Linked DNA regions of Homo sapiens: region 1 is linked to region 2. A link is a loop called in an ENCODE intact Hi-C map of the cell type or tissue named here. Cell type or tissue: B cell. All regions are shown on one strand. Each heading gives the region's core, and the rest is flanking DNA. Links, peaks and the distances in the headings are about the cores only.

Region 1 (16,574 bases), core at 4,012-12,011, 330 kb after region 2:
TGTGGCCACTGCACTCCAGCCGGGTGACAGAGAGAGACTCCGTCTCAAGAAAAAAAAAAAAAAAAATTCCTCAAAAGAGTCTATGTGACTTTGTACTGTGATTTATAACCAGATTTACCAAGTGGTTAATTATGATAACCCAAACTTCTTTTGTATTCTTCAAAAAGGCTTTTTGCATACTCTATTTAATGGTGAAACCAAAAAGTGAAAATATAGATGGGCTAGACAGTCTATAAATTAAAAATTATTAGAAATAAAATAATTAACCAGTGTTAAGTTCTACTGATATCTGTAATAATGTATTGTTTCAAGGCAAAATAAATGGAATATTTGGTATATGGATTACGCAATACTTCTTTTCCCCTTGGCATGACATAAAAGATCCATTTATAAGAGACCCATTAATAGTCAAAAATGTTCATTTACAAGAGTAACTCTTAAGTATCTCCTCTTATCCTTGCTCAAAACTCTAAAGACATCTAAGAGTATCTGAAACCATTCTTCTGAGACTGTACCAATAGCAAATGTATTCCACAAATTCTATAAATTTTTAAAAAAGAACTAATCATGTGAATGCCCAAATTATGATGGCAACCCAAAGAACATTCATGGGCACATTTCTGACACTGTTACTTACCATACAAAAATGCACACTTCAATGGCTGGGCACGGCGGCTCACACCTGTAATCCCAGCACTTTGGGAGGCCAAGGCAGGTGGATCACAAAGTCGAGAGATCGAGATCATCTTGGCCAACATGATGAAACCCCATCTCTAGTAAAAATACAAAAATTAGCTGGGCGTGGTGGTGCACGCCTGTAGTCCCAACTACTTGGGAGGCTGAGGCAGGAGAATCGAACCCAGGAGGCAGAGGTTGCAGTGAGCTGAGATCACACCACTGCACTCCAGTCTGGCGACAGAGCGAGACTCTCAAAAAAAAAAAAAAAAAAAAAAAAAAAAAAAAAAGCACACTTCAGTGAACAGTATCTGAATGAGGACTGTATTCTAAAGCTTTCCTTCACAACTATCAATAAGAAATTCACTGACTTCTCAGTGGAATTTTAGTTTCTCAGTCTTAAATTGAAACCCTAAAACGTCCTTCTACTTGTTGCATAAATATAATGGAAAAAATTATTAGCTCACTTAGGCACCTTGAAAACTAGTAGTATGTATTAACAAATGATAATGGTCTAAATTTTTTTTTTTTTTTTTTTTTTTGAGACGGAGCCTCGCTCTGTCGCCCAGGCTGGAGTGCAGTGGCGCGATCTCGGCTCACTGCAAGCTCCGCCTCCCGGGTTCACGCCATTCTCCTGCCTCAGCCTCCCAAGTAGCTGGGACTACAGGCGCCAGCCACTACGCCCGGCTAATTTTTTGTATTTTTAGTAGAGACGGGGTTTCACCGTTTTAGCCGGGATGGTCTCGATCTCCTGACCTCGTGATCCGCCCGCCTCGGCCTCCCAAAGTGCTGGGATTACAGGCGTGAGCCACCGCGCCCGGCCTATTTTTTTTTATAGCATGAAAAGGTTAAAATCATGACCAAGAAGCCCTTTTGAACCTTGCTTAGATAGGTTAGTGTAAAAACCAGCTGGAACAGTCAAAACCTGTTTCCTTTTCCCCCAATTTTTTTAGTTACAAGCAAAATGAGAGCCACTAGAATTATTTTTCAGAAAAATTGCCACCAGGGGGCAGTTTACTTGTAATTAAGGTAAGATTCTAATGTTTCAAAATTTAAGGATGTGATAATTACCAGTAAGTAGAAAATGAACAAAGAATGATTTTATAAACCTGCTTTAAGGTTATTTGAGTATATTAATAGCAAAGATTTAAAAACATGATGCTACTGAAAGCATACTACTACTGTATGTATGTATAACATTATAGCAGCCAAAAAACCATTTCAGAATAAGTAAAATGAACACAAAAACCCAAATAGACTTGTAATAAGTCTCCTTACGTATAACTTTGCCATAATATTAAAAGGCAAACACCACCACCAAAAACCCCTCTGGTAGGTTATTAGGATGTTTACTTTGAAAAATTTTTTTTATTCCCAGCAATATATCCATATAATTAAGAACATAACTAAAAATATAAAATAGCACATATTAAAATATTTTCCTTGAAATGGTTTCAATATTTTTCTTTTGTTTCTTAAAGGGGATGAGGTCTTGCTGTTTTCCAGGCTGGTCTCAAACTCCTGGGCTCAAGCGATTCTCCCACCTCAGCCTCCCAAGTAGTTGGGATTACAGGCGTGCAACCACCATGCACAAAGTCCAGATTCAATATTTTTCCAAGAAATGTTTCTTTTGAAATTAAGGACTGTCCTCAGGACAGGAAAATATAAAGTTCATTAAAAAAATTAATTCAAAATAAGCCCAATAGCACAAGAGCCCAAAAAGGAAGTTTAGCCATCCAGATAAAGTGTTTTTGTTTTTGTTTTTAAAGCCCATTTCTAAACACTTCAAAAGATGAACTACATGCTTTGGATATTACTAAGTTGAACTGCCAAACACAATACTATGAATTCATAGTATCAAGACCCATTATTTTAAAGAAACCTAAGTATATGACTGTATCTTGTATAAATTAATGACAAAAAAAAAGAAATACCTATTTTATTCTGGATTACTACAAGTTTTATTTCTGTGTCTTCAGAGTCTTGGTTTGTTACTTAAGTGGAATGGTCTATTATTGTTGGAACACTAGGCAATAATGGTTGTAAAGCTCCAAATTTGTAGGATTTAAAAAAATGATACAAACTATTTTTTTAAAGTATATAAAATTTTAAAGTAAATCTGTGATTAAATTCACAAACTCACAATCTAATTACTTGATATTTATTAATATTTGTTTTAAGGGCAACTTAATGAAGACAATGGTACTAATATTAAATTTGTCTTAATTTAGTGGCATAGCCCCAACTTACCCCCGCCCCCTTCTTTGGTTAACAGGACTCCCTTCCTTTGCAGAACTTAACTGCCTCCTATTCTGTTTCTGGTGACAGCACCAACCCAAATCCCATATACTCAGGTTTTCAGGGAAAAATAGTTGGATACACGATCTCCACTGGGAGGGAGAGAGTAAAGAGTAGAATGGCAACATCTCTTTCTATAACTTCCCCAAGAGGGAGATGTTTATCTCTGCATTTTCCTGAGGGCAACAATATATGGAGACAAGTCTTCCCTTTACTAAAAAATGTTGGAATTTCCCCCTCCCTTCATAATATATTGCAATAAAATCACGTAAGCCTTTTTCCTATCAGGGCATTACTCTTAATCATTTCCAGTCATCCAACCTAAAAGACCTATGATAATTATCGTTAACGTTTTATATTGATCTTAAAAAGCATCTTAATATGTTAGAGATACATAATTAAAATTTTACTAAGTCATTTAAAATAACATGAAATGATTTAAACCAGGAGAAAGGAAAGTGAATAGGGATGAGGGTAGGGCACATTTGACCATAGCCAAGGATTGTGAGGGCTGGGAGATAAGAATATGGAGGTTCATTACACTATTCTATTTTTGTGCATGTTCAAAATTTGCCATGATAACATACACTTTTAAAAGATCTTTGTTGACACATCACCTGCTTAGACTGATAATTCTCAGGGATCTCAGTGCACCACTTTCTTGGAGTTTCTCCATTCGACCAGCCTTGAGTAATGAAATATTTTTCCCTTCACAAAGCTCAGAATTATTTTATAAACAGCTCCAAATATTTCCATATGCTAAAGGAAAGAGCATTATGAATCAATAATGCATATGTCCCTAAGACCTCACACTACTAAATCTTTAGGAAATCAATTTTCCTAACTCTACTTATTGCATTACCACTTTTCCCCTTATGTACATAACTCATTTACTAATTAATATTTATTCACCTGTCAGAATTGCCTTTATACAACTGATTTCCATAATGCTCTTAGATTACAATCTCCAAATGGACAAGGATTTAACTTCCTTGTACAGTGTATTGCTTAATGCCACTTGTCAAGAAGAGGCAGAAAATTCTAAACACCTATAAGAGAAATATATTTCTCTGTTATCCTGCGTTGACTGATGACTTTGTATATACTGTATGCTGTGAATCATTATAGGGCTATAACTCATCTCTAGAGTATAAATTTCACTAGATTAAAAAAAGTACAGAATCAAGCAAACAGCTGAGGCATCAATGTAATTTTTCTTTCCTTTTTTTTTCCAGTTACACCTTAGATCACATTTTTACCAGTTTCACATCAGACCTCAAAATCATGGCATCTCTATTATTTGTGATGGGCTGAGGATAAGAGGAGTGTGTTCAAATTCACCTTATTCTAACAAAAAGGCAATTAAGCTCAAAGGAAAGCTGATTTCTAACTACAAATGTTCTTAGTTCTTTTGCAAGATAACATTTTTGTATCTGCTAAATTCCAGAGAGATTTTTATTCCACAATTAGATTTTAACATCAATAAAATCTTAGATATAACAATACAGATGAAGGAACAATTGAATTTGCATTGAAATAAATATTAGACATACAAAGCATATACAGTGAAAAAGGGTCACAATAAATTACAAGTAGAGACATTATTTCCCTCAATCACCAAAGAAAGCCCTTGATACTTCCAATTTCACACCATCAAATTTATCATTCTTGCTGATTTAAGCAGAACACAAAACAAATATGGATCCCAGGGCTTACTTTCACAGGTACCAGCATGGATAATTTACTATCGTGATCCAATTTGGAAATCAGTAGGGACCAGTAAATCACTGCATAAAAGAAAGAGTGAATGAGGTCCTTTTTCCTTAGTGTCAGCAGGCTATGATTATTATGTTTATTAGATTTTCTTGAAAGGACTTCACATTTTCTCAAATATGCAGGAGAACTGTATTTCCCCTCTGAGCCCTACATTAGCATTTATGTGCTTTGGTCTTGAATACAGGGGAATGAATTTTTCAATTTATTTTATAAATTTATATAGTCTGGATAGTATTGGCCTGAAGAATGTAACTCCCCAACCTGTACAATATTAGATATTAAAAATGGATTCAAGAGAAGTTACTAAGAAATGCTGACATACTGTATATACAAATTTTTAGTTCAATATATGCCATTATATAAAGCACCAAAAGTAATGCCTTTATAAATCAAGCCATTTTTTATGACTCTGTTTCTAATCTTTGTAACCCTTTTACATTTGTTCCAATATACACACATCATAAATGTTACTTGCTCAACACTTCACCGATTTGGTCTCAACTTAAAAATATATATGTAGGCAAAAATTAATGTCAAAAGGAACTGTTCTAACAGTTACAAGAGAAAATAGTAAATATTTGGAATTAAACTGTCATGAACAAAGAAAGAAAAGGTTAGTTTCAAAGTGCTAGGCACATCAAGTGAGTAGCTTCAGAAGGCTAGGTAACATGAAATAATTCTTAGGCCACTCTTTCTCATGGAATATGAGCTAATTGTTAGATTTCAGCAAAGACATCCATCTATAATTTTTTCCTATTGTTTTCTAAGAAAGGAATCTGCTTTAGATTTTAAAATACTGTGCTTTCTTTATCTCTTGTCACATCAACTGACACTGCAGGTCAGATTTCCTACACGCACAAGAGGAGAAAGACTATATAGAGTTAATCCATCACACTTGACTATGTTCCTTCTAAAGAACCCATGTGAACATCACCTTAAAACATAAATATTTCCTAGAATAGTTACTACCAGTAAACCTCCCAAACCTTTAGAAGCTCCTTTGTTCTCCTTAACAGCAGATCCAATCATAACTTTCTACCCTGAATATAAGACTGCTCCTTAAAACAATCTCTGGAAATAACTCCTAGATTTACACGGGTATGCCTTTGGTATACTAAATGTTGAGCTATAATATCATATAGGCTCTGTGGAATTCTCCTAATCCTAGAGAATTCCAATGAGTTAAGGGAAACTAGTTGTCTCAGCCAGGCTTAGTGGCTCACACCTATAATCCCAGCACTCTGGGAGGTCGAGGCGGGCAGATCACTTGAGGCCAGGAGTTCAAGACCAGCCTGACCAACATGGTGAACATGGTGAAATCCTGTCTCTACTAAAAATACAAAAATTAGCTGGGCGTGGTGGTGCACGCCTGTAGTCTCAGCTACTAGGGAGGCTGAGGCATGAGAATCGCTTTAACCCAGGAGGCAGAGGTTGCAGTGAGCCAAGACTGCACCACTGCACTCCAGCCTGGGCAACTGAGTGAGAATCTGTCTCAAAAAAAAAAAAAAAAAAAAAAAAAAGAGCGAGAGAAACTAGTTGTCTCTACAAGCCAAGCATAATTTTCAAATCTAGGTGCCATTCCTCATATAATATCTACAAATTTCAATATGCTTTTATATTACTATCAAAAGTCTAAATTTTAAAAGAGGTTCAACGGGCTATATCTAGTCTACCTACAAAATGATCATGAAAACACTTTAAGTACCATTTTTTACACATCTGAAAATGAAGGAGAAAGGATAATTTTATATTAGTGTGTTTCGGTGATGTAGGCACTTAGCATGAAAAGAAAAAACTGGATAGACCTTGATCTGAATGGTGTCACTCCAAATTGTGGCCTATTTTACTGTTTTCCTAGAAAGCACATATTGACAGGGTACTTCTTTTGAATAATTCAGTATTTTAAAAATGCAAGCCAGGCACAGTGGCTCACGCCTGTAATCCAGCACTTTGGAAGGCCGAGGTGGGGGGATCACGAGGTCAGGAGTTCAAGACCAGCCTGGCCAACATGGTGAAACCTCATCTCTACTAAAAATACAAAAACTAGCTGGGCATGGTGGCGGGCACCTGTAACCCCAGCTACTTGGAGGGCTGAAGGAGAATTGCTTGAATCCGGGAGGCAGAGGTTGCAGTGAGCTGAGATGGCGCCATTGCACTCCAGCCTGGCCAACAAGAGTGAAACTCCGTCTCAAAAACAAACAAGCAAACAAACAAAAAATGCTTAATTTTTTTTTTCAATCTTGAATGATTACATATTTAAAAGGGCCATGGAATTCAGGGACTTAGTTTTATAGCTGACTCAGCACTTTTGGTGGCATTTAACCTTCAAACACATCATGTGAAAATGGGGGGCTACCTGAGGAAAGAGTGCCACCTACTGATTATAAACATAACTGTCCGTGGCTACTTCTTCCTTGAAGTTTTCATTTCAAAGTGTCAAAATTAGTCTAATTTGTGTGACAGCTTTGAGACTGTCAGATTCTAAGGAGATTAAGGAAGGAAGAGGTGGTGGTCAGAATAACCTATGTTAATCAAAATAAACTCCTTAGCATTAGTTAAGGTTCTTTACCTCAATCTCTCAAAATTAATGTTATTCTGAACTAAAACTTAAAAAAAAAAAAAACTAAATCTCTCAGTTCTACTTGTCTTATTACACATATACTCATCTTCTTTTCCAGAAAAAAATAATATTCATGTCCTAAACTTAGAAACCTAACCTGAAGTTTTGATCTGGATTTTTAGGAAGAAGGAAGTATTGATGGTTTCATCATTCTTAGCTCTATAAAAGAACCTATTAATTTTTCATAACTTTTAGCTTAGTATTATAGTTGGCCTTTTCTCTGTAAGGGACATTCTTAAATATTCAAGTCTAATTTTCTTTAAAAAGTTCGCTTGCTTTCTTTCTTCCAGGAGGATCTACCTCTGAACTTCATTCCAAAAAAAAAAAAAAAAACCTAAATACAAATTGCATAATAAATTTCTCTTTAGATTGATATTAGAGTTTAAATTAGTAAGGTACCAACTATACAAAAGGACAGAGAATCCTTGCTAAAATAAAGTAGATTTTGTATAAGGCTTCCATCTATCCAAAAAGGTTTAATATTTAAAAATGCCAGAAGAACAATGGTACTACACCACTTCCAGAAGAATTAGACACACTGGATGTTAAATGAACTTCTTTTAAACCTGTAACTAACAATAAGTTCAATGATGCAGTAAAGAGTTAATTTCTGTTACTACATTCATTCTATATATTGCTATTGTATTTCCTTAATTTTAATTTGATAGGTATACATGTAACACTATAATTTCAAATTCCAAATCAGCCGGTTGTAGATATTCCTATTGCAGAATTTCTAACTATGAGTTCATGCAAACTAAACATCTAGTAATGCTCAAATTGTAAAATTTACTTTTTCGTAAGTTTAAGATTACCTTTTTTTGTATATTAAACCTTCCTTTAAGAAACAAATCTGTTTCAACTTGTCAAACATGAGTATATCAGAAATATTATAATTCTGCTAAAATGACATAAAACCTCAATTTAAAGCACAGAGTGTTATTTTATACTGTAATATTTTTAATGTTAAAATGCTTTTTGTTAAAACCAACATGGATTATTGACCAATTATCTTGACCAACAGTACTTTTCAAAATAAACAGGAAAAACTCAAAACAGAGACACACAGATCTTTAAAAGACAATCATGATTTTAAAAAAATCATGGATCATGGTATAAACAGAGCACACAAAAGGAAAATAAGAAATGAAAAAAAAACTGTTGAAATTCAAATAAGTTTTATACTTCAGTTAGTAGTATTGTTCTGGGCTAATATCTTACTTTAGATAAATGTTCTACAGTTATGTAAAACGTTAACATGAGAGGACCTGAGTAAAGGGTATGCAAAAGAACTCTTCTTGGCAGGGCGCGGTGGCTCACACCTGTAATCCCGGCACTTTGGGAGGCCGAGGCAGGCAGATCACGAGGTCAGGAGATCGAGACCATCCTGGCCAACATGGTGAAACCCTGTCTCTACTAAAAATACTAAAATTTTGTATTTTTACAATACAGCTGGGACTACAGGCGTGGTGGCGTGCACCTGTAGTCCCAGCTACTCGGGAGGCTGAGGCAGGAGAAGCACTTGAACCCAGGAGGCAGAGGCTACAGTGAGCCAGGATTGCGCCACTGCACTCCAGCCTTGGCGACAGAGACAGACTCTGTCTCAAAAAACAAAAACAACAACAAAAAAACTCTCTTGTACATTTCTGACTCTTCTATAAATCTAAAAGATCTTTTTAAATTATAGGAAAAAACTAACAGCTTCAAAATAAACATGACTTCAGCTGCCAAAATTTCTTGATATAATTCAAGACTTCATTTTTTAAAACATAATTAGAAATCAACATTATGTTTACTTAACATTATAGTCATTTTATTGCTCTAGAAAGTTTAGTTTCTAAAACCATTGGATTACTTACATAGTGACAATAAGACTAGCCACATACACAAAATCAACTGTATGAGGCTGCTTCTCCAGCTTAGTGGACAAATATTACAAAAATACAAAAATAGCTGATTATAGTTAAGCTATCAAGTATAATTTTTCATGTATTTATCCTAAGAATATCCCCTTTTTATAGATAAGGAGATGAACAAAAATAAAACTAATGTTACTGATAAATTACTAATGAATGTATTTGAGAAATCCAAATTACATGCAGACAGAAACTGGTCACAAAAACCATTACATTTCTCTATACTAAAACTGTACAATGTTTTAAACATTTCCAATCATGCAACGGTAATGAAGATCAGCATGAATTTTATAAGAGTTGATGGGAGTTCAATGAACAGGATTTAACACATTTTACAACCCAAATCAAAGTTGAATAATACATCCAATTCCCCTAAATTTATCTATGCGTTGAGACTGAAATGCACATTATTCCCCCACAACTCCTCCCCCTACCCCATTCCCAATCAATTACCTTACCTATAAAACCTTCCATTTAACCTTTTAAGTCAGATTTGATGGGTAAACATGTAATCTACAGTATACTCTCCATTATTATTTCAGGATAGACACACATATAGTCAGATGCTGAATCTTCATTACATTCCTTTCAAAAGGCATCTAAACTGTTGCAATTGTCTATGAAAATTCAAGCCTAAGAAACCAAGAAAACTGGCAGTCAAGATTCTGAACTAGGTAGTTCTACAAACTATAATACGAATAATCTATATGTCCACATTAGTAAAAGAAGGATTTCCTGTTTGAGAAATGTTTCTCAATGGCTCTTTGAAGGGAAAGCTGTGTCACTACTGCTTTCTGCTTTCAATGGCTAGGTGACCCCAAATATTTATCCAACTGGCTAAGAGGCTTACAGTTGAGCCTTTTAAAAAATACTCAAGGCCACAGAAGTACTTACGGAAATAAAATTTTAGAAGATCATAGTTTAAGATACATAGAATTCTTCTTATAATGGTACATTCAAAACACATCTGTCCTAACAAAGCAGCATAAAACCAATTAAAAAAACAATTTGAAATTAAATACACTGAGAAGTGTTAAAATCATTAACCAAAATTACTGAATGGTAGAATACTGTCTCAAAATGTACTGAATTCACATATGTGTATCACCATAATGAATTCATGCCAGATATAAACTCAGGTTACCAATTAGGTTGAAACAAATTTTAGAGCTATTTTTTTTACATGAGAAATTAATGTACTTCATGATATAGGCACAACAGCATCTTTTTAAAAAAACTGGTATATTTATCACTAGATACAGACTTCTTTAACCATTAGCAACACAGCGCAGTAAAATTTTCTCAAAACTTTTTAAGCTTGATTTAACATGCCAAGAAAATGATTATTTTTCCACCGAGATGCATTTATGTAAATTATGTAAATTGGATTGAGGTCAGTGTAACACCTGGAATTTACAACCCCTAGCAGAAGTACCAGCTGCTAATAATGCTTATACTATATTTGTAGCTTAACTAGATGTTAAACTATGGAACTGTTGGTGCCAATCTGCTTATAAAGGCAATGCTCTGGAGACAAAGTCTTCTCACAAACAGTGGGCAAGCAGGTTTCATTATTATGTGTTCAACAACAATCCTCAGTTCATTAAATAAGGTCCTGCAAGACAAAATAGTTTTCTTTGAGAAACACAAGGAAAAAGCAATACACAGGCTTACCTCATTTTATTGTACTCCATAGATATTTCATTTTTTACAAATTGAAGGTTTGTTGCAACACCGCATACAGCAAGACTATCAGTGCCACTTTCCAACAGCATGTGCTCACTTCATGTCTCTGCGTCACACTTTGCCAATTCTTCCACTATTTCAAATGTTTTCATTATTAATCTATTATGGTGATCTGTGATCTGTTCTGTTACGGTGATCTCTTTGGTGTTACTATTGTAACTGTTTTGGGGCACCACAAACTGCACAAATATAAGATGAAGCAGTTCATGAAGGCCATTCCTGATTGGTCTCTTTCCCTCTCCTCAGACCTACCTATTCTTTGAGACACAATACTGAAATTAGGCCAATTAATAACCCTGTAATGGCCTCTAAGTGCTCAGGTGAAAGGAGGCCTCCCATGTCTGTTACTTTAGATGAAAACTAGAAATGATTAAGCTTAGTGAAAAAAGCATGGCTAAAGCTAAGACAGGCCAAAAGCTAGACCTCTTGTGCCAAATAGCCAAGCTGTGAATGCAAAGGAAAAGTTCCTGAAGAAAATTAAAAGCCCATTTCTGTGAACGGATGAATGATAAGAAAGCAGAACAGCCTTACTGCTGATGGTAATGCTATTGCGCACTTAGCAGACTACAGTAGAGTGTAAACATAACTTCTGTATGCACTGGAAAACCAAAAAATTCATCTGACAGCTTTGTGATATTCACTTTATTGTGGTAGTCTGGAACCACTCCCACAACATTTCTGAAGTATGCCTCTAATGCTAAACAAATACTCATGAAGGAATCTACCATAGCCATTAGAATTTGAAGTAAAAGAATAACTAGAATGCATTGTAGAGAAAACACAAAATACAATGAAATTCTCAAACAACACCTACATCTTTTATGGGTGGAAACACTCATTTAACAAAGGTATTTAATAAATGGCTATCTCTAAAACCTCAGATTAAATTTTAAAAATTATATATATATATTTTAGAGTCACATCATTTTCACATTTAACTTAGGCAATTTCAACTAGTTTTTTAAAACAGAACAAGAAAAAATATACTACATGGACAGTGTTTTTTATATATTTTAAAATATATAACATGGACAGTTATATTTATTCACCCACTATTTCCTTAAATGTACATATTGTCCCTCAGAGATTTCCTCTTCTGTAAAATAATTCTGAGTTGTGGTGAAATTTAAATGCAATATGGAAGATGCTCAATAAATGTTACTTCCCAGTTGGATCAATACACTGAACTATGACTCTTTTATGCCTTCCGACTAAAGCCCAAGTACTCGGTGTCACACCCAATACCCTCCACAATCTAGTCTCAATCTAATTTTCTGCCCCATCTCCTGCCACTCCCTGCCCTCGCTCCTATCATCAACTTATGTTGCATGTTTGTGCCCAAAACCATGTGGGCTTTGCCTATGTCTTAACTGTGCTCACTGCCTACAAAGTATTATTACATACTGTAGATATCACATATATTATACAGGCTAGTATACACAAAATCATGTATACTGTACTGACATTTATAAGTGATATGAAGGATCATCAAGGGTAATTTTAACCATTCACAATTTTCACCTTATGTGCTGACTCATCCTGTATAAAGATGCAACTACTATTCTACCTTTTTGTGTCCTGTTTTACTTCTATGGTTAGAAAAAAAGCAACAAATCTACTTTTCTAAACAAGTATTTAATATGCTTGCACAGAAAGACAGGAATAATAATATTTGGAGTAATGCATAATTTTCCAAAACCTGCCCTTCCTGTATCTCCTGTCTTCGTGAGAGCACCATTACAACTCTTAGGCTTCCAAGCCAGAAACCTGTGGGTCTTTAATTTACTCTTTTCTCTCAAGCCCTAATATCCTATCTCCTAATACCTTTCATATTTGTCCCCTTTTCCTTTTACCACTGGATTAATTCAGGCTCTAGACTACTCTAATAGTCTCCAAATTGATATTTTTCTTCTCTTGCTGAGCTTGCAATCCATTTTCTGGAATATTTCTAAATCAGATTTCATCATGGGGGTTCCCAGCCTCTCTATGTTACAATCTTCAAAGGCTCTCCTTACCTCAAAATAAAATCCAAACCCTTTCATGATCTAGTCCTTTCTACCATCTACCTTTGTGGACACAGATATTTATCAATTCTCTATATACTTCCTGAGCTCAAGTATGCTAAGCACTTTTCAGGCACCCATGTGTCAGAACTCAGGCTCATTCTTTAAAAGACTTGGCTTATGTTCCCACCTCCTCAGTGAATTCTTATTTGTCTCTGTCTGTTCTCTATGCTTTCAGAGCACCTTCATCATCACACTGACTTACATAGCTGTCTAATTTATTCAGCAGTGAGTACCTCTGAAAGAAGATATTTTAATTCCACATAAGTTCATCAACATACAATCACTGTTTTAACCAATCAGTCAAATGAATAAAGCTAGAAGACATGAGGACTAATGAAGTCAATCGCTTTCACTAAAGTCACATAGTTCTTTTATTACTGGCTGCATCGCTGGCACAGACCAAGTCAGAGTTCCTTAACAGCACGGACAACAGAACTTTGAACAATGATAAAATTTTTGCATATCTGTGCTGAAGGACCAGTCAGAGAGTTCCTTAATAGCACTGACAACAGAACTTTGAGTAATGACAAAATTTTTGCATATGTGTGCTGACCCACAGTTGCCATCAGCAACACATGGCTTTTGAGTACCCACCTGAACTGTGCTCAAAAGGAACCAAGTTCTAAGTTTTATGAATTTTATTTAAAGGTCAAATGTGGTTGCTGTGCTGTACTGGACAGCACAGCTATAGACAATCTGCACTAGAGATCCAAAAACAACTGAAACCACCAACTTGAGAATAAATATCGTAGGTGAAAATGGTACAAATTGTGAATAGAGATGGTCTCAAAACCTTTAATTAAAAAAAGTGTAGTACTGAAAATGTAGTTTTATAGCCTGTTTATCAATATTTACAAGCTGAAATATTTTCCATTACCTTTCCACTGGTTTGGTTAAAATGGGTGCTTATAAGACAGCTTTGAAGATGTTTACCAGCACATATTTGTGTTATCTTGATTCACTGCTATCCTTTCCTTTTCAGTCCACTGAAAACTGAATTCTAGATGTACTAATATGATTTAAGGGTATGTGAAGAAAATGGGAATGGAGAAGGAGGCACAAAGAAGCACAGAAAAACAAATATGCTGATTAAAATAACAGATGTCAGGGCAAGAGAATATAAGATAATGTCTGAAATGAATATAGGGACCAGAAAGAAAAAAGGCTAAAACTCAAGAAATCAAGTAAAAATGAATGTTAATTTGCTACTAGAGACTCACTAAGAACGAATGTCTAAAATAAGTTCTATTTTAGAAAGTATTATAAAAAAGACATTGTCTAATAGAGCATAAAAACGCTCTGAACAGAAAATCAGATCATAGAATAATGAAAATGAACTAGTAAGAACATAACAGTCTAAGTACTTTTAAAATATTACTTCGCTTCACCCCCAGAAGGAGTTATTTCCTCTACCAATGAAGAAATCCAAATAAATAACCTGCCTAGTCACACAACTAGTTAATGATGGGCCAGCATTCAAATTCAAGTTCTTTTTACTGTACTTATGAAAATATACAGATTGCTGTAATGCACTCATTGGATTTCTAGCTGAATTCTACATTATTTTAAACTTAAAAATAGATTATCTTAATATTAGTATTTGAGTATCATTTTAGTTTTACTCCAATGCTTGAGATCAGAATGCATAATTTAGTGTATATTAATTTAAGCCTCCATTCCTGAAAACTACAGTAATTCCCTAAAATTTCTCTGCTTCCCCATTTTTCTGCTTCAAACTCTTCTGGCACAAGGGTATCAGAAGAATATTCTGACGATGTCAAAACCATCATTCCCATTCACCTAAAAGATAAATTCCAAACTTCTTACCCTAAAACTCAAGAAGTTTTATAATATAGCTCCAATATACCTTTCTAATCTTAGCTCCAGCAATTAGCCATTCAGAATCTCCATTAGAGTCAAAACAGCTCTACATAAAGTTCCTCAAATATGGCTTGTGCTTCTCGTCTCTCTTGCCCCACCTAAAATGCTTTTCCCTATTCAAAAGCTTTACTCCTCCCACAATCTCAATTTTGTGAAACCTTCCTGGGCTCATCTATCTTCTGGCCCAATGATCTCTCCCTTCTGTGGACTGCAGTACTGATATAATAAAGCAAACATATGGCATTCATTATCTATTGGCTTGTGAATTCTGTATCCTAACCATTGTTTATCTAATTGACACGTGTTTTGTTTCTTCAACTAGGAAAGTTGAGAGTGGAATCTATGTCTTATACATTTTAAAATTTGCTAAGTTTTAGCAGTGCTTTAGAGGTGGCGTAGATAACTGCAGTCTCAGTTTCTAAGAACAAATACAACCACTTCCTCACCAACCCCAGTACATTCTAAGGCCTAGAACTTAAATTTACAAAAACACTGCTTGCTTCTAAAGTCTAACACATTAGCTAAGTAACTCTTAAGAATTGCGAATACTATATATTCACAATACTCTCAACAAATAAAACATGCCTAAAATAATCATCAGCTTACCGACAATATGGGTTTCTTCGAGACGAATATCGAAGGGTAAGAAATCTATAGTATATAAAAGGTTGGAGCAAACTTCCTTGACCACTGAAATAAACAAATACAAGCGTGATAAATATACATTTCAATTCATGTGTATACTCTCAAAACTTAAAAGCAATTCAACTGGAGAATATGTGTATCTTCATTCATCAAATGGTCATAGTGAAATCTATCATGTCTAAATCCAAGTTATCCTTAAAAAAGGATATAAAAGAATGTACATGATTGGTAAAGAGTAAAATGTTGTTTAATTTTTTTATAAATGTATTCTTATCTGTATTACTTTTGAAATTTTTTAAAATACTAAATAAATCAGAAAATGTTAAATAATTCCGTAATTACTAATTGATGAAATCAAGTTGTAAAGCTTCATAAAATATGCAAATGAAAAGTGACTTATTTTATATATATAAAAAGAAACAAACACTCCCCTCCACCAAAAAAATTACACTGGCTCATCAGTAAATCTAAACAGCCTATACTAATTATTGTTCTTGGTTAAAAAACACAATTACAATATCCCAAGAATTATATATATGTTTATGAAATACCAGGTCTGGAATTCTTCCCTAAGAAAAACTATCTGAATTAAGACATTCACTGAAATAACTACAAACAAAATGTGGCAACAACCTAATGTGAACTGTAAGGAAGTAGAATTGAACAACTTATATTATGGTTATTTAATGGATTTAATATGCAACTACCTAGAATCTTGGTTATGAAAATTACATAGCAACTCTGAAAAAAGCAGAATATAAAACTACACATATTATTACAATTGTATTTTTTTAAATTGGAAGAAATATATTAAGATGCCAAATGTGTTTTATTAGGTTTTTTAGCCTTTTCTTCTAAATTGTATCATTTTCATTAAAAAAAATTTACACGATTACGAACTTACCACTAAACAAATGCAACATCCATTTTCCCTAATAATTTGACAAATTT
Region 2 (16,574 bases), core at 2,903-10,902:
GATTGGTGCCGCAGACATTTACTAACTTGCGCGCTAGAAGCACTAAGGAAAACTAGGAAGAAGCCTATGAATTATTCAATGATGTCCACTATAACACAGGGAAAGGAAGAAAATCCTACTGCCTTTCTGGAGAGACTAAGGGAGGCATTGAGAAAGCATACCTCTCTGTCACCTGACTCTATTGAAGGCCAACTAATCTTAAAGGATAAGTTTTCCACTCAGTCAGCTGCAGACATTAGAAAAAAACTTCAAAAGTCTGCGTTAGGCCGGGAGCAAAACTTAGAAACCCTATTGAACTTGGCAACCTCAGTTTTTTATGATAGAGATCAGGAGGATCAGGTGGAATGGACAAATGAGATTTTAAAAAAAGGCCACCACTTTAGTCATGGCCCTCAGGCAAGCAGACTTTGGACACTCTGGAAAAGGGAAAAGCTGGGCAAATCGAATGCCTAATAAGACTTGCTTCCAGTGTGGTCTACAAGGACACTTTAAAAAAGATTGTCCAAATAGAAATAAGCCACCCCCTCGTCCATGCTCCTTATGTCAAGGGAATCACTGGAAGGCCTACTGCCCCAGGGGATGAAGGTCCTCTGAGTCAGAAGCCACTAACCAGATGATTCAGCCCCAGGACTCAGGGTGCCCAGGGCAAGCGCCAGCCTATGCCATCACCCTCACAGAGCCCTGGGTATGCTTGACCATTGAGGGTCAGGAGGTTAACTATCTCCTGGACACTGGCGTGGCCTTCTCAGTCTTACTCTCCTGTCCCGGACAACTGTCCTCCAGATCTGTCACTATCCGAGGGTTTCTACGACAGCCAGCCACTAGATACTTCTCCCAGCCACTAAGTTGTGACTGGGGAACTCTACTCTTTTCACATGTTTTTCTAATTATGCCTGAAAGCCCCACTCCTTTGTTAGGGAAAGACATTCTAGCAAAAGCAGGGGCCATTATACACCTGAACATAGGAGAAGGAACACCTGTTTGTTGTCCCCTGCTTGAAGAAGGAATTAATCCTGAAGTCTGGACAACAGAAGGACAATACAGATGAGCAACAAATGCCTGTCCTGTTCAAGTTAAACTAAAGGATTATGCCTCCTTTCCCTACCAAAGGCAGTACCCCCTTAGACCCGAGGCCCAACAAGGACTCCAAAAGATTGTTAAGGACCTAAAAGCTCAAAGCCTAGCAAAACCATGCAGTAGCCCCTGCAATACTCCAATTTTAGGAGTACAGAAAACCAACAGACAGTGGAGGTTAGTGCAAGATCTCAGGATTATCAATGAGGCTGTTGTTCCTAACCCTTATACTCTGCTTTCCCAAATACCAGAAGAAGCAGAGTGGTTTACAGTCCTGGACCTTAAGGATGGCTTTTTCTGCATCCCTGTACATCCTGACTCTCAATTCTTGTTTGCCTTTGGAGATCCTTCGAACCCAATGTCTCAACTCAGCTTGACTGTTTTACCCCAAGGGTTCAGGGATAGCCCCCATCTAGTTGGCCAAGCATTAGCCGAGCCAGTTCTCCTACCTGGACACTCTTGTCCTCTGGTACATGGATGATTTATTTTTAGCTGCCCGTTCAGAAACCTTGTGCCATCAAGCCACCCAAGTGCTCTTAAATTTCCTCGCCACCTGTGGCTACAAGGTTTCCAAACCAAAGGCTCAGCTCTGCTCACAGCAGGTTAAATACTTAGGGCTAAAATTATCCAAAGGCACCAGGGCCCTCAGTGAGGAATGTATCCAGCCTGTATTGGCTTATCCTCATCCCAAAACCCTAAAGCAACTAAGAGGGTTCCTTGGCATAACAGGTTTCTGCCAAATGTGGATTCCCAGGTACGGTGAAATAGCCAGGCCATTATATACCCTAATTAAGGAAACTCAGAAAGCCAACACCCATTTATTAAGATGGACACCTGAAGCAGAAGCAGCTTTCCAGGCCCTAAAGAAGGCCCTAACCCAAGCCCCAGTGTTAAGCTTGCCAACGGGGAAGACTTTTCTTTATATGTCACAGAAAAAACAGGAATAGCTCTAGGAGTCCTTAGACAGGTCCAAGGGATGAGCTTGCAACCTGTGGCATACCTGAGTAAGGAAATTGATGTAGTTGCAAAGGGTTGACCTCATTGTTTACAGGTAGTGGCGGCAGTAGCAGTCTTAGTATCTGAAGCAGTTAAAATAATACAGGGAAGAGATCTTACTGTGTGGACATCTCATGATGTAAACGGCGTACTCACTTCTAAAGGAGACTTGTGGCTGTCAGACAACCGTTTACTTAAATATCAGGCTCTATTACTTGAAGGGCCAGTGCTGCGACTGCCCACTTGTTCAACTCTTAACCCAGCCACATTTCTTTCAGACAATGAAGAAAAGATAGAACATAACTGTCAACAGGTGATTGCTCAAACCTACGGCGCTCGAGGGGACCTTCTAGAGGTTCCCTTGACTGATCCCAACCTCAACTTGTATACTGATGGAAGCTCCTTTGTAGAAAAAGGACTTTGAAAGGTGGGGTATGCAGTGGTCAGTGATAATGGAATACTTGAAAGTAATTCCTTCACTCCAGGAACTAGTGCTCAGCTGGCAGAACTAATAGCCCTCACTCAGGCACTAGAATTAGGAGAAGGAAAAAGGGTAAATATATATGCAGACTCTAAGTATGCTTACCCAGTCCTCCACGCCCACACAGCAATATGGAGAGATAGGAAATTCCTAACTTCTGAGGGAACACCGATCAAACATCAGGAAGCCATTAGGAGATTATTATTGGCTGTACAGAAACCTAAAGAGGTGGCAGTCTTACACTGCTGGGGTCATCAGAAAGGAAAGGAAAAGGAAATAGAAAGGAACCACCAAGTGGATATTGAAGCCAAAAGAGCCACAAGGCAGGCCCTCCATTAGAAATGCTTATAGAAGGATCCCTAGTATGGGGTAATCCCCTCCGGGAAACCAAGCCCCAGTACTCAGCAGGAGAAATAGACACGAGGACATAGTTTCCTCCCCTCAGGATGGCTAGCCACCGAAAAAGGGAAAATACTTTTGCCTGCAGCTAATCAATGGAAATTACTTAAAACCCTTCACCAAACCTTTCACTTGGGCATGGATAGCATCTATCAGATGGCCAATTTATTATTTACTGGACCAGGCCTTTTCAAAACTATCAAGCAGATAGTCAGGGCCTGTGAAATGTGCCAAAGAAATAATCCCCTGCACTTCAAGCCATACATTTCAATCCCTGTATCTTTAACCTCCTGTTGTTTGTCTCTTCCAGACTCAAAGCTGTAAAACTGCAAATGGTTCCTCATATGGAGCCCCAGATGCAGTCCATGACTAAGATCTACCACAGAGCCCTAGACCGGCCTGTTAGCCCATGCTCCGATGTTGATGACATCAAAGGCACACCTTCCGAGGAAATCTCAACTGCACGACCCCTACTAAGCCCCAATTCAGCAGGAAGCAGTTAAGAGCAGTCGTTGGCTAACATCCCCAATAGTATGTGGGTTTTCCTGTTGAGAGGGGGGACTGAGAGACAGGACTAGCTGGATTTCCTAGGCCAACTAAGAATCCCTAAGCCTAGTTGGGAAGGTGACCGCATCCACCTTTAAACACGGGGCTTGCAACTTAGCTCACACCCGACCAATCAGGTAGTAAAGAGAGCTCACTAAAATGCTAATTAGGCAAAAACAAGAGGTAAAGAAATAGCCAATCATCTATCGCCTGAGAGCACAGTGGGGAGGGACAATGATCGGGATATAAACCCAGGCATTCGGGCCGGCAACGGCAACCCCCATTGCGTCCCCTCCCATTGTATGGGAGCTCTGTTTTCATTCTATTAAATCTTGCAACTGCACACTCTTCTGGTCTATGTTTGTTATGGCTCGAGCTGAGCTTTCGCTCGCTGTCCACCACTGCTGTTTGCCGCCATCGCAGACCCACCACTGACTTCCACCTCTGCAGATCTGGCAGGGTGTCCGCTGTGCTCCTGACCCAGCGAGCCACCCATTGCTGCTCCCAATCAGGCTAAAGGCTTGCCATTGTTCCTGCATGGCTAAGAGCCCAGGGTTCGTCCTAATCGAGCTGAACGCTAGTAGCTGGGTTCCACAGTTCTCTTCCGTGACCCACGGCTCCTAATAGAGCTATAACACTCACCACATGGCCCAAGGTTCCATTCATTGGAATCCGTGAGGCCAAGAACCCCCGGTCAGAGAACAAGAAGCTTGCCACCATCTTGGAAGCTCTAAAAACAGAGACACCCCAGTAACAATAGAACAGTCCAGAATTGGTGGAAACAGCAAGGCAAGAATTTGGAAGCAAAGGATTCAGAGATTTAGGGCACAAATTGTCTGTTGATGCTTTCCACTGAAGAGTTTGGAAGAGTCTTTTGCAAGTTCCTGTAACGAACAATCAATCCATTTGCCTCGATAGGCAGGTTCTGGGAAAATAAAGTCATGCTAATGAAGACAGAAGAGTGGTGCAAAGTTCTGCTAATGTAGACAGAAAGCTGTGGATTGTATGGCTGGGTGCAGTGGCTCATGCCTCTAATCCCAGCACTTAGGGAGGCTGAGGCAGGCAGATTACTTGGGGTCAGGGGTTCAAGACCAGCCTGGCCAACATGGTGAAACCCCCATCTCTACTAAAAATCACAAAAATTAGCCAGGCCTGGTGGTGCTGCCTGTAATCCCAGCTACTCAGGAGGCCGAGGCACAAGAATCGCTTGAACCTGGGAGGCGGAGGTTGCAGTTGCAGTGAGCTAGAGCATGCCAGCACCACTGCACTCCAGCCTGGGCAGCAAAGCAAGACTCTGTCTAGAAAAAAGAGAAGAAAAGAAGAGAAGAGGATTATTAAAAGAAAAACTTTAAACAGATTAAATTTAATAGAGTTTATTTGAGCAAAGGATTCGCAAATCATGCAGTCCTCAGAAGCAGAAGAGGTTAGGAGAGCCCCCCTCTGCAAAGCGGGCACTTTGCAGGGAATATTTATAGACAGAAAAATGGAAGTGAGGTACACAAACAGCTGGATTGGTTACATCCTGGCGTTTGCTTAATTTGGACGTGGTCTTTCAGATGGCAGCCTGTGATTGGCAGAAGCTGGACACCCAGCTATTTGCTATAAAATATACTCCTCATTGGATTTTCATTTGTTTACATACTAAGTTAGGTTGCAGTTTATTACTTAGTGATACTCAAGGTATGGGAGGTGGTCTTAGGCCAAATTTAGGATAATTTAATAGGTTCCAGGATTGGTGTTCTGCCTGATAAAAGAAAAACTTCAGTGGAATTAAATTTAAAGGAGTTTAATTGAGCAATGAACAATTAGGCTCAGAGACTCCAGCACAGCCACATGTTGGAGAAGATTTATGGACAGAAAAAGGAAAGTGATGTACAGAAAACGGAAGTGAGGAACAGAAACAGCCGGATTGGTTACAGCTCAGTATTTGCCTTATTTGAACAGGTTCAAACAGTTAGCTACATTTGACTGGCCAAAACTCGGGTGATTGGCACATGTGTAGGCTCTGGTCTGTTTACACTTTCACTTGTTACAGTTCATAATGTACAGAGAAACCTTTAGACCTAACTTAAAATATGTAAGGAGGCAGCTTTAGACTAAACTTGATTTAACAAGGTTGAGCGTCCGGATGGGCAGTTTGGGTTCTCAGGTAGATTAAAAACTTTCTGAACTTCATTCTCAATGGACTTGAACATTCAGACAGCACTACCAGACATCCTCGTGGACGCCTTTCAGCTTCTAAGAACAAACTCTGTGTCTCCAGGGCTAAGGATAGAACAGAATGCTAAGATAACATAAGAAGGGGCACCTCGTTCAGTCTTTAAGAGTTGGGTAAGGCTTCTCAGAGGAAGAAGCACCTATGCCGAGACCTAAAGGATGAAAAACATCAGCCAGGCAAGGAGTGTGCAAGTCAGCCCAGAGGCTGTGTTCTAGGCATAAGGGGCAGCATGGGCCTGGAAATGAGAGAGACAGAGTGTGTGCATTGGAGAGCTGCCTGTCATCCAGGAGGAAGGGCTGAGGTTGTAGGACAGACTGTAACAAGCCTTGTAAGTTGTGTGTGCTAAGGAGTTTGGACATTTTCATGAAGGGCAATGTGGAGCCACTGAAGAGTTTTTAGCAGAAAAGAAAACCATAATCCAATGCACATTTGTAAAGGATCATCCTGGTGCTGGCGAATGATCTGGGGAGGGGCATGACTAGAGGCAGGGAAAGCAGTTATACCATTTACAAGGCTGAAGTCACACTGATTCATATTTATGTTCTTCTCACTTCAGAATCCACACGTTCATGGAGTCATAGAACCTAAGGGTTGAAAAGAACCCTTAAGGCCAGGCACGGTGGCTCACCTCTGTAATCCCAGCACTTTGGGAGACCGAGGCAGGCGGATCACGAGGTCAGTAGATCAAGACCATCCTGACTAACATGGTTAAACCGTCTCTACTAAAAATACAAAAAATTAGCCGGGCGTGGTGGCGGGCGCCTGTAGTCCCAGCTACTCGGGAGGCTGAGGCAGGAGAATGACGTGAACCCAGGAGGCGGAGCTTGCAGTGAGCCGAGACCGCGCCATAGCGCTCCAGCCTGGGCGACAGAGCGAGACTCTGTCTCAAAAAAGGAAAAGAAAAGAACCCTTAAAATCACCCAAACCCATGCCTCCCTTGCAAATTATACCAGCTACTCGAGAGGTTGAGGTGGGAAGATCTCCTGAGCCCAGGAAGCTGAGGTTGCAGACTCAGCCCTCTCTCCCTAATCCTGGGCTGGAAGGGGAGGAAGGGGAGGAAGGGGAGGAAGAGAAGGGCCCAGCGGGGCCAGGCAGGCACCCTGTCACTGGGGGAGGCTGAGAGGCAGAGCAGGTCTTGGGAAACAGCATTCTAGTCCAACCACCCACCCAAGCTGTGATTGACTCCCCTACATGCTGATCTGATCCAAGGAAAACACACGCTTTTCAAAACATAGAGAAATGTGTACCCAGAGTGTGCTTTAACAACTCCAAAGCCAATTATGGTCCATCTGATCTAACCAAAGCTGATTTCCTCAGGTGGCTGAATGAGAGGTCAAATAGCCATTCCCCAGGATTTCCACAGAGCTCAGCCAGAACATGAAGTTCCCGGCATGTCCCCAGGGCCGACAGCTCAACCGCTGAAGAGTAAAGCAGTCAAATCTTTTAATTTCCCTCCTTCTCCTGATAATTATAAATATGACACTGCAGTGAACTACAGCAAACTCCCCTAGAGGTGAGGGTTCACTATTCATTCACAAAGGAAACAAAAAGAAATCCTCCATATTTCACTTTCCCACATGTGCATGATTTTCACTGATGCTGATCAGAAAGAAAAACAAAGAGGCATTATTTGCAGATGAAAAAAATTGCATATCCACATCCATCTATTTATATAAATCCCCTTTCGCTCCCGTGCAGTCTGCGCCATTTGTGGAGAACTGCATTTCACCAGCACTCCATTCATGAAGAATCTACGAGCGCCCTCTAGAGGAATTTTCTCTCTTTCACATCTACACACGGTGAAAAGGGCCAACTAGGGCTGCTCTTGTCCGGGCTGAATTCTGGAAAGCATCAATTTCTCAGGATATATATGCAGCGTTTAAGTACATTTTCTGCGAGAAGCAGATGCATTGGTTTGCAAGTCAGAGCGAAAGCCAGTGCTGCTGTTCAGAGTCAGAGCTGGGCAGGATGAAGTTTAATGAACATTATTAACCATTGAGAAGATGCATTTCTTGCTGAGTAGCCCCCAGGGCAGACGACAGCTCAGTCACCCTGGAAGAATTCAACCAGAAAAAGACCTCACAAACCGACAGTTCTGTGCTAGTGAGAACCATTATTGCCGGGAAGGTGAATCTCTGAAACTACCACAAAACATCCTCACTGCCCTTCCCCTGAGGTTTCACAAACCACAGCAAAAGTCCAGTCAGTACCATTCAGGCCACCAGCAAGCCACGTGACCCCAGGCAAGTCATGTAACTTCTTAAAATGAAGGCTGACGAACTCCTGGAAATTTTGCTTCAGTCGTTATGAGGTCAGGGGTCATACACCTGCAAAATCTTGCTATAAATGCCCTTTGAACTCTTTCTTTTTTGCAAGTATGATGATGAGGGTTGAGAACAACTGGGTTATCCCGAAGTGTGAAAACTCACTTCAAATAGATGAATGATTCATATGTGAGAAGCTCTCATGTATGGGATGACTGGAAGTATGCCTTATCTTGAAGTCATTCATGTCTTCGTGATTTTTTACTTACAGAGTGCCTTTTTTGTTTAAGACACTGAAAATATTTGAAAAGAGATCCCTGGATCCCTGATGATTTGCCTTAATGTAATACTGAGTAAAATCTCATTAAATTGAGTGGAAATGAGTGGGGAAAATGAACCTTGAATTAAATGGGTTTGAACAGTGCAATTTAAAAAATATATATTAGGCATCTAGATAATACGGAGATAACAGTTGCTAAAATTATGTTGACTTCTTGATTTAACAGTGCCGCTTCCTCCGGGTGCAGTGAAATGAGCAGTTTGGGGAGGCAGAAAAACCTGGGGTCAATGCTGCTTCAGGGTACAGATCCCCATCCACAAACCTAAAACCAAAACTTTTTTTTTATTAAAAAGTAAACTTTAATGTCGAAAATGCAAACTTGGGGAAAACAGAAAAGATCACACACAAGGCTGTCACTTCACACTTCCAAGGTTGCACAGTGGTGGGGCAGAGGCGCTCCTCACTTCCCAAACGCTAAAACCGAAACTTTAAAGTTTCCCTAACTCGCCAGGTGGTGGCTCACGCCGGTAATCCCAGGACTTTGGAAAGCCAAAGCAGGAGGATCACTTGAGCACAGCAGTTTGAGACCAGCCTGGGCAGCATAGTGAGACCTCCTCTACAAAAAATTTTAAAACGAGCCAAATGTGATGGTACACGTCTGTAGTCCCAGCTACTCTGGAGGTTGAGGTGGGAAGATCACTTGAGCCCAGGAAGCAGAGGTTGCAGTGAATTGAGTTTGACCACTGCACTCCAGCCTGGGCGACAGAGCAATACCCTATCTCAAAAATAAATAAGTCAATAATTACAAAAATTGAAGTTTCCCTAACTTAACTCAATTTCTGTAGTGAGTCCCCATTCCACTAGGGGGCAGAAAGGTTAGCTGAGTCAATCATGGTTCCTCCTCGTTTCACCATATTGGCACATATTGGCACATATTGGGCTATGTGGGGTCACAGTGTTGCAGACTGGCATCTGACTTGATTTTTTTCTTCTTTGGAAAATGAAAATATTTATTTAGAACCACTCTGGGTTTTCTAATAGGTCAGTAATTTTATTTAATATATGTAATGATAGATAGATCAAAGGTATTTTCAAGTAATGACGACATTTTCTTAATCAGGGATTACTAAGCCCCCCCTAAGATGCTAAAATGTTATGCATTTGCCTAGAACCCTTTTTTGTCAGCAAACTGTGGTCCTGCATTTGGCAGCAGCCGTGATTCAGAGCAAGGCGGACTGGAAGGAGCTGTGGTCTGGATCTTTCCCTCTGCGCTATTCCCCTTCCCAGCTTGTCCTCAGCTGCGCCACCTGAGAAGTCTGGAGGAACATTCGCTGGAGTCTCCACGGTTCCTTCCGGCTGGGGTTCTTCTGCTGTGGCTTGGGCCTCTCCTGAGCTGCAGAGGCTGCCCCAGGCCCCACTGGGAGCCACACCAGCCACGCTCCTCAGGACGTCTCTGCCCTCTAAAACCAGCTGGGCTTTCATTTCCACCCGATCCTAGCCCCTAGCCCACCCCGGAAGGTGAGGCATATGGGCCTCCCTCTCTCAGAGACCCACAATGTCTCCTTGCAGCGGCTCCTTCTGCAGCTTCTCTCACTCTGATGGAGACACTGTCTGTCTGGTCCGGGAGGACTGGGGTGGGGAGTTCGCCTTGCCCTGAGTCATCAAAGTTTTCTATGTTCTGAGACCTCTTTAGAGTTCCTGTAACCACCCTTTCCAGAGGTCATGGATCCACATGACACCAGGGAATTTAAACGCCGCAGAAATTTGGAAGGGTCAAGAGTTACAGGAAATATTGAGTGAAAAGGGTCCATTGCTGTTCTGAAAACTTCCTGTGGACGTTCGGCAAGCTCCTGATTCTCCCTGAGCCTCGGTTGCTTCATCTAGCCAAAGGGAAAATGCTGTCTACCACATAGGGTTGTGGCGAAGGGTAAAGGTTAAACTCCTGGCTCGGAGGCTTATACAATAACCCCCACTCCCAAGGCCCCACTCCTGCTGTCTCTTAGCACTCCTGGATAGAAAAGAAATCAAGAGGGCTGAGTGTCCACAGCAACTGCTCTGGAATAAAGAAAAAAGGCAGTAGGAAAAGTGCATGGACACCCTCCCAGGGGACCCCATGGCTGGCAGAGGAATCTTGGAGATCGAACGTGGGAAGAAGAGGACGCGGGCACACAACCGGGAAAAGTCAAGATGTAGCCCAAGAACAAAAGTGCAAAGTGGCCGGGCCCCCCCACCCATAATGCTTGGGCAGCCACAGGGGCAGGGTTTAGAAGACAGATCATGGCTCCGCAGGCCCACGCACCTGATCTGGAACCTTCGCTTCTGCCATCTGCTGGGCAAAGTCCTAAGACGTGGCTTCTGTGATGTTCTACGCTGGTCCAATTGATTGCATTAGTAAAATCCTGCCATACATTTCACCGTTCCCCTACAGAAACCTGTTTCATTTTAAAATGAAACTTCTCACTTCTTGATTTCATACATCTTTCGCAACACTATCTCACCCAGCCAATTAGACGATAATTAAAGAATTTCCCAAAGCTCTGATTCCTTGATGTCAGAAAGCCATTTGCTTTTCTCCAACGCATCTATTAGCCTATTATTTCCATTTAGCCTATTTGTACACAGCACTCCACTGCTCCAGACTCTCAAATTGCTGATTTTTATGCTTCTTCCTTAGCACTTAATGCAGTTCATAAATTTTACTCTAAAAGTTTAGGCATAAATCACACTAAAAGCCCAAGTTACTGAGGAAAACTAGCAGCAAATCAAGATTGGAATACCAAGCCACCAGCATCAATTCTACATTTACACACTTCAAATTAAGAGTTCCCTCCCCATTATTTAAATGCAAACTTTTCTTACAACTTTTCCTTACTTTATATTAAGCTCCAAACCAAAAAAAAAAGGAAAATTCAAAATGTTCACTTGCTTTTTTGTTGCTGTTGTTATGCAATATTGAACTTTCTGTGGTATAGTCATAAAAATCACCTTTGTAAGGAAACAAACAAATGAAAAAAAGATACTCCTAAGAAACCATTATTCATTCCTGGCCAAGATGAAAAGCTGTAAGTTCAGAGTATTCTGGAAGGAAGAAAAACAATTATATATACAGCGTATATATACAGTCATCCAATACTCTGCGTATGATCTAGGTTGATGTCAGAAGCATTTGAGGTGACATTTGGCTTACAAAAGGCAACCCCATTTTTTACCATCAGTGCCCCTGGATAAGGGGGCAAACCCCTTGCTGACACAAGGCCTAGACATCAACCTTAACCATGTTGCCCAAATTACATTCCATGATGGTAATTCAGTTCCATCTTTTAAAAACAGATGAATGGGCTTCAAGGAGCTATTCTATGTAGAGACATTTTTCTTTATTGGTAAATAAATATTCCACCTGTGAGATGTAGCGCATTAAAATTAAATGTCAGTGACCATTCTATGGCTCCCTTTCAAAGGCAGGGAATTTCTCTTAGACAACATAATAATAATAATCAGCACTTTTCATCCTCCAAGCAATTTTTGAACACTAACTAATCAATCTGTCCAACATCTGTGTGAGGTAGATGAATAAGAATCATTATTTCCATCGAGGAGAGAAATGATGGGAAAAGTTGAGTGGCTGAGGCTTAGCTGAGGTCAAGACAATCCTGAACTGAGAAGCCTCACTTCACAACCATTCTAGCTTTGGGACTTTTGGCAAAAGAATAGAGACTGCAGAATCAGTTAGGAGGATATTGCAATATTCCAACTGTGACTTCTGCTCTCCGTGTGATGGGGACAGTGGTAGAAATGAAGGAGAAGTCTTTAATTGCTTTGGAGGACCATCAGAAACTAACCAGGAAATAGTCATTTGATTTATTAACTCATTCACTGATTCATTTCTTGACTCATTCACTTAGCTCCTGGCTGAAGATGTGTTTGCTAAACAATGGAATTTATCCATTTACCAAGTGTTGAGTGTCTGCCAAGAACTGTGTTCGATTTGGGAGATACTAAATGAAAAAGAACCCCTGATCTTGATTTCCTAATCTAGACATTAGGATCAAAGGAGCTGCTGTCTATCATGGAGACCATGAACTCCCATCAGTTCTGCCTCTCAGCCCTCTCTCCAGTCTATTCTGTCTTCTTGATCAGCACTGCAGCTACCCTTGCTCGGGTCCTTGTCATCTCTGCCCTCCAGTGTCTGTCCTCAGATCCTGTTTCTTTTTCGTTGCTAGAGTATTTCTCTGAACTTCAGATGGGATGCTAACATGCTCTTGCTTAAAGGCCTTCAGTTATGGTTCATCCATTTATTCTTTATTCCAGAATAAAGACCAAATAAGGCCCCTCCCTCTCAGGCCCATGCCTCTCTCTCCATTTCATCTTCCTTGCTCCTTATACTTCAGCCATATGGAACTGCTTTCATTTCCCTGAACACAATATGATAGGGTGTTTTGCCACTCTGACTTTGCACACATTTTTCTCTCTGCCTAAAATGCCCTCCACTCTGCCTCTCCACCTGGCCTGTCTAGTGAACTATCATCCTGCAGATCTTCCTTGCTCCTCTCTCCCTTCTGCACAATCTTCCCCAACCTTTCTTTTATTATTATTATTATTATTATTATTATTATTATACTTTAAGTTTTAGGGTACATGTGCACAACGTGCAGGTTTGTTACATATGTATACATGTGCCATGTTGGTGTGCTGCACCCATTAACTAGTCATTTAGCATTAGGTATATCTCCTAATGCTATCCCTCCCCCCTCCCCCCACCCCACAACAGTCCCTGGTGTGTGATGTTCCCCTTCCTGTGTCCATGTGTTCTCATTGTTCAATTCCCACCTATAAGTGAGAACATGCAGTGTTTGGTTTTTTGTCCTTGCGATAGTTTGCTGAGAATGATGGTTTCCAGTTTCATCCATGTCCCTACAAAGGACATGAATTCATCATTTTTTATGGCTGCATAGTATTCCATGGTGTATATGTGCCACATTTTCTTAATCCAGTCTATCGTTGTTGGACATTTAGGTTGGTTCCAAGTCTTTGCTATTGTGAATAGTGCCACTATAAACATACGTGTGCATGTGTCTTTATAGCAGCATGATTTATAATCCTTTGGGTATATACCCAGTAATAGGATGGCTGGGTCAAATGTTATTTCTAGTTCTAGATCCCTGAGGAATCGCCACACTGACTTCCACAATGGTTGAACTAGTTTGCAGTCCCACCAACAGTGTAAAAGTGTTCCTATTTCTCCACATCCTCTCCAGCACCTGTTGTTTCCTGACTTTTTAATGATCGCCATTCTAACTGCTGTGAGATGGTATCTCATTGTGGTTTTGATTTGCATTTCTCTGATGGCCAGTGATGATGAGCATTTTTTCATGTGTTTTTTGGCTGCATAAATGTCTTCTTGTGAGAAGTGTCTGTTCATATCCTTAGCCCACTTTCTGATGGGTTTGTCTTTTTCTTGTAAATTTGTTTGAGTTCATTGTAGATTCTGGATATTAGCCCTTTGTCAGATGAGTAGGTTGCAAAAATTTTCTCCCATTCTGTAGGTTGCCTGTTCACTCTGATGGTAGTTTCTTTTGCTGTGCAGAAGCTCTTTAGTTTAATTAGGTCCCATTTGTCAATTTTGGCTTTTGTTGCCATTGCTTTTGGTGTTTTAGACATGATGTCATTGCCCATGCCTATGTCCTGAATGGTATTGCCTAGGTTTTCTTCTACAGTTTTTATGGTTTTAGGTCTAACATGTAAGTCTTTAATCCATCTTGAATTAATTTTTGTATAAGGTGTAAGGAAGGGATCCAGTTTCAGCTTTCTGCATATGGCTATTCAGTTTTTCCAGCACCATTTATTAAATAGGGAATCATTTCCCCATTGCTTGTTTTTCTCAGGTTTGTCATAGATCAGATAGTTGTATATATGAGGCATTATTTCTGAGGGCTCTTTTCTGTTCCACTGGTCTATATCTCTGTTTTGGTACCAGTACCATGCTGTTTTGGTTACTGTAGCCTTATAGTATAGTTTGAAGTCAGGTAGCGTGATGCCTCCAGCTTTGTTCTTTTGGCTTAGGATTGACTTGGCGATGCGGGCTCTTTTTTGGTTCCATATGAACTTTAAAGTAGTTTTTTCCAATTCTGTGAAGAAAGTCATTGGTAGCTTGATGGGGATGGCATTGAATCTATAAATTACCTTGGGCAGTATGGCCATTTTCACAATATTGATTCTTCCTACCCATGAGCATGGAATGTTCTTCCATTTGTTTGTATCCTCTTTTATTTCATTGAGCAGTGGTTTGTAGTTCTCCTTGAAGAGGTCCTTCACATCCCTTGTAAGTTGGATTCCTAGGTATTTTATTCTCTTTGAAGCAATTATGAATGGGAATTCACTCATGATTTGGCTCTCTGTCTGCTATTGGTGTACAAGAATGCTTGTGATTTTTGTACATTGATTTTGTATCCTGAGACTTTGCTGAAGTTGCCTATCAGCTTAAGGAGATTTTGGGCTGAGACGATGGAATCTTCCCCAACCTTTCTAAACAGAGTTCATCACTCTGTGTGACCACATTACTTTATGCTCACCCCTCTTGAAAGTATGGATATCCTCTGTTATCTGAGGACTCAATTTATAAACATTTGCTATAATGACTTGCACAATTTTTCACCCAATAATCTTTATCCAAATCAGAAATCCATTACAATAGATCTGCATATTTAGGATGCATGCAAATCCAGGCAAAAACGTAGAGTGCCCTGCATTTTACTCTATGTCAGCTGTTCTTCCAAAAGGACATTATCTCAAGCTTCTGTTTTTCCATATCATGCATTATCACTCACAGAGATCTCACAATGGTAAGTGAAAATGTCTACCAAAAATGCATCCGAAGCCAGATGCGGTGGCTCACGCCTGTAATCCCAACGTTTTGGGAGGCCAAGGCAGGCTGATCACTTGAGGTAAGGAATTTGAGTCCCAGCTACTCTGGAGGCTGAGCCAGGAGAATCGCTTGAACCCGGGAGGCAGAAGTCACAGTGAGCCGAGATTGTGCCACCGCACTCCAGCAGCATGGATGACAGAGTGAGACCCTGTCTCAAAAAAAAAAAAGATGAATGTAAGGCAGATGAATATAAGATGTCTGGGAAAGTCTGTACTTTAGAGGTGACAGAGTGCACTGAGAAAGGTAAACATTCAAAAGACCCAGCTTGGCCATGTATTCATCTCCATCTACTTTTTTTATGCAAGAGAAAATGCAGAAAAATTTCAAAAGTGCTGTTGGTTCTGGAAAGCTTCACTGGACATGACATATTAGAGAAATACTGTGCATAGTCAATTGATAAGCAAAATCAGAGTGGGATGCGTTGAGGCAGTGTTCCTGGCAACAGAAGTAAAACATAATTCATACGCAGTACTCTTCAGTATCTTCATATGCTGTGCAAAACCATACGGCATTCATTAAATGCTTAAAAAATCAGATAATTCGTGTTTAAAATTTTTATATATGTTAAACAATAGTCTTTGGTGGCTAGTTGTATAGGTGTTTACAAGTGTTTTGAAAGATTCTTAGATAAATTGGTTGGAATTTTTGGGTGGGATGGGGACACATTATTTTTCCAATTTAAAACAATAGAGTGGGCTGGGCACAGTTGTTCATACCTGTAATCCCAGCACTTTGGGAGGCCGAAATAGGATGATCACCTGAGGTCAGAAGTTGGAGACCAGCCTGGCCAACATGGTGAAACCCTGTATCTACTAAAAATACAAAAATTTGCCAGGTGTGGTGGTGGGCACCTCTAATCCCAGCTACTCTGGAGGCTGGGGCAGAAGAATCGTTTGAACCTGGGAGGCGGAGGTTGCAATGAGCCAAGATCGCATCACTCCAGCCTGGGCAACAGAATGAGACTGTTTCAAAAATAAATAAGTAAACAAACAAACAATAGAGTATAGGTTATTGTATCTGAAAATATGCAATCCAACATTTTGGGAGGATTTTTTTTTTTTTTTTTTTTTTTTAGTGTAGGTTCGCGCCACCACACCCAGCTAATTTTTGTATTTTTAGTAGAGACGAGGTTTCACCATGTTGGCCAGGCTGGTCTCGATCTCTTGACCTCATAATCCTCCTGCCTCAGCCTCCCCAAGTGGTGGGATTATAGGCATGAGACACCGAGCCCGGCCCTGGGGGGATTTTTTAAAAAGACTATATTTGGATGATAAGAATGCCTACATTTGCTCACATGGCTGTCTTTCCTTCTCCCCTATAAGACTGTGAGCTTCTAAGCCAGGGGCTTGTGTTTTGTTTATCTATGTATCTGCAGATGCAAACACAGGGCTGGC

The links. A loop is a pair of places that touch in the nucleus more often than their neighbours do. Peaks named below come from ENCODE experiments on the same cell type or tissue, not always from the same donor. Only the 100,000 strongest peaks of a DNase experiment are listed, where the experiment ranks them.
Region 1: a loop joins it to region 2, with 23 times the contacts of the local background. A loop is called at or near these places in 14 of 110 quality-filtered maps.

What each region holds. Positions count from the first base shown.
Region 1 is chr4:41,948,396-41,964,969 of GRCh38, reverse strand. It overlaps TMEM33 (transmembrane protein 33), which reads right to left. Exons shown (of 7, transcript NM_018126.3): 6 at 15,585-15,668; 7 at 4,167-10,900. The coding sequence ends at 10,771. Among named protein-coding and RNA genes, the nearest start is that of TMEM33, 21 kb to the right of the region's middle. In B cell, for the core only: CTCF peaks have their summits at 6,906 and 7,111 (motif pointing left); a DNase peak (open chromatin) is centred at 7,109.
Region 2 is chr4:42,273,088-42,289,661 of GRCh38, reverse strand. LOC124900697 (a long non-coding RNA gene) reads left to right here. Exons shown (of 2, transcript XR_007058106.1): 2 at 3,261-3,839. Among named protein-coding and RNA genes, the nearest start is that of SHISA3, 120 kb to the left of the region's middle. RefSeq lists enhancers at 3,951-4,452, 5,269-5,408. In B cell, for the core only: CTCF peaks have their summits at 7,270, 7,471 (motif pointing left), 8,917 and 9,118 (motif pointing right); DNase peaks (open chromatin) are centred at 7,481 and 9,131; H3K27me3 peaks cover 711 bases.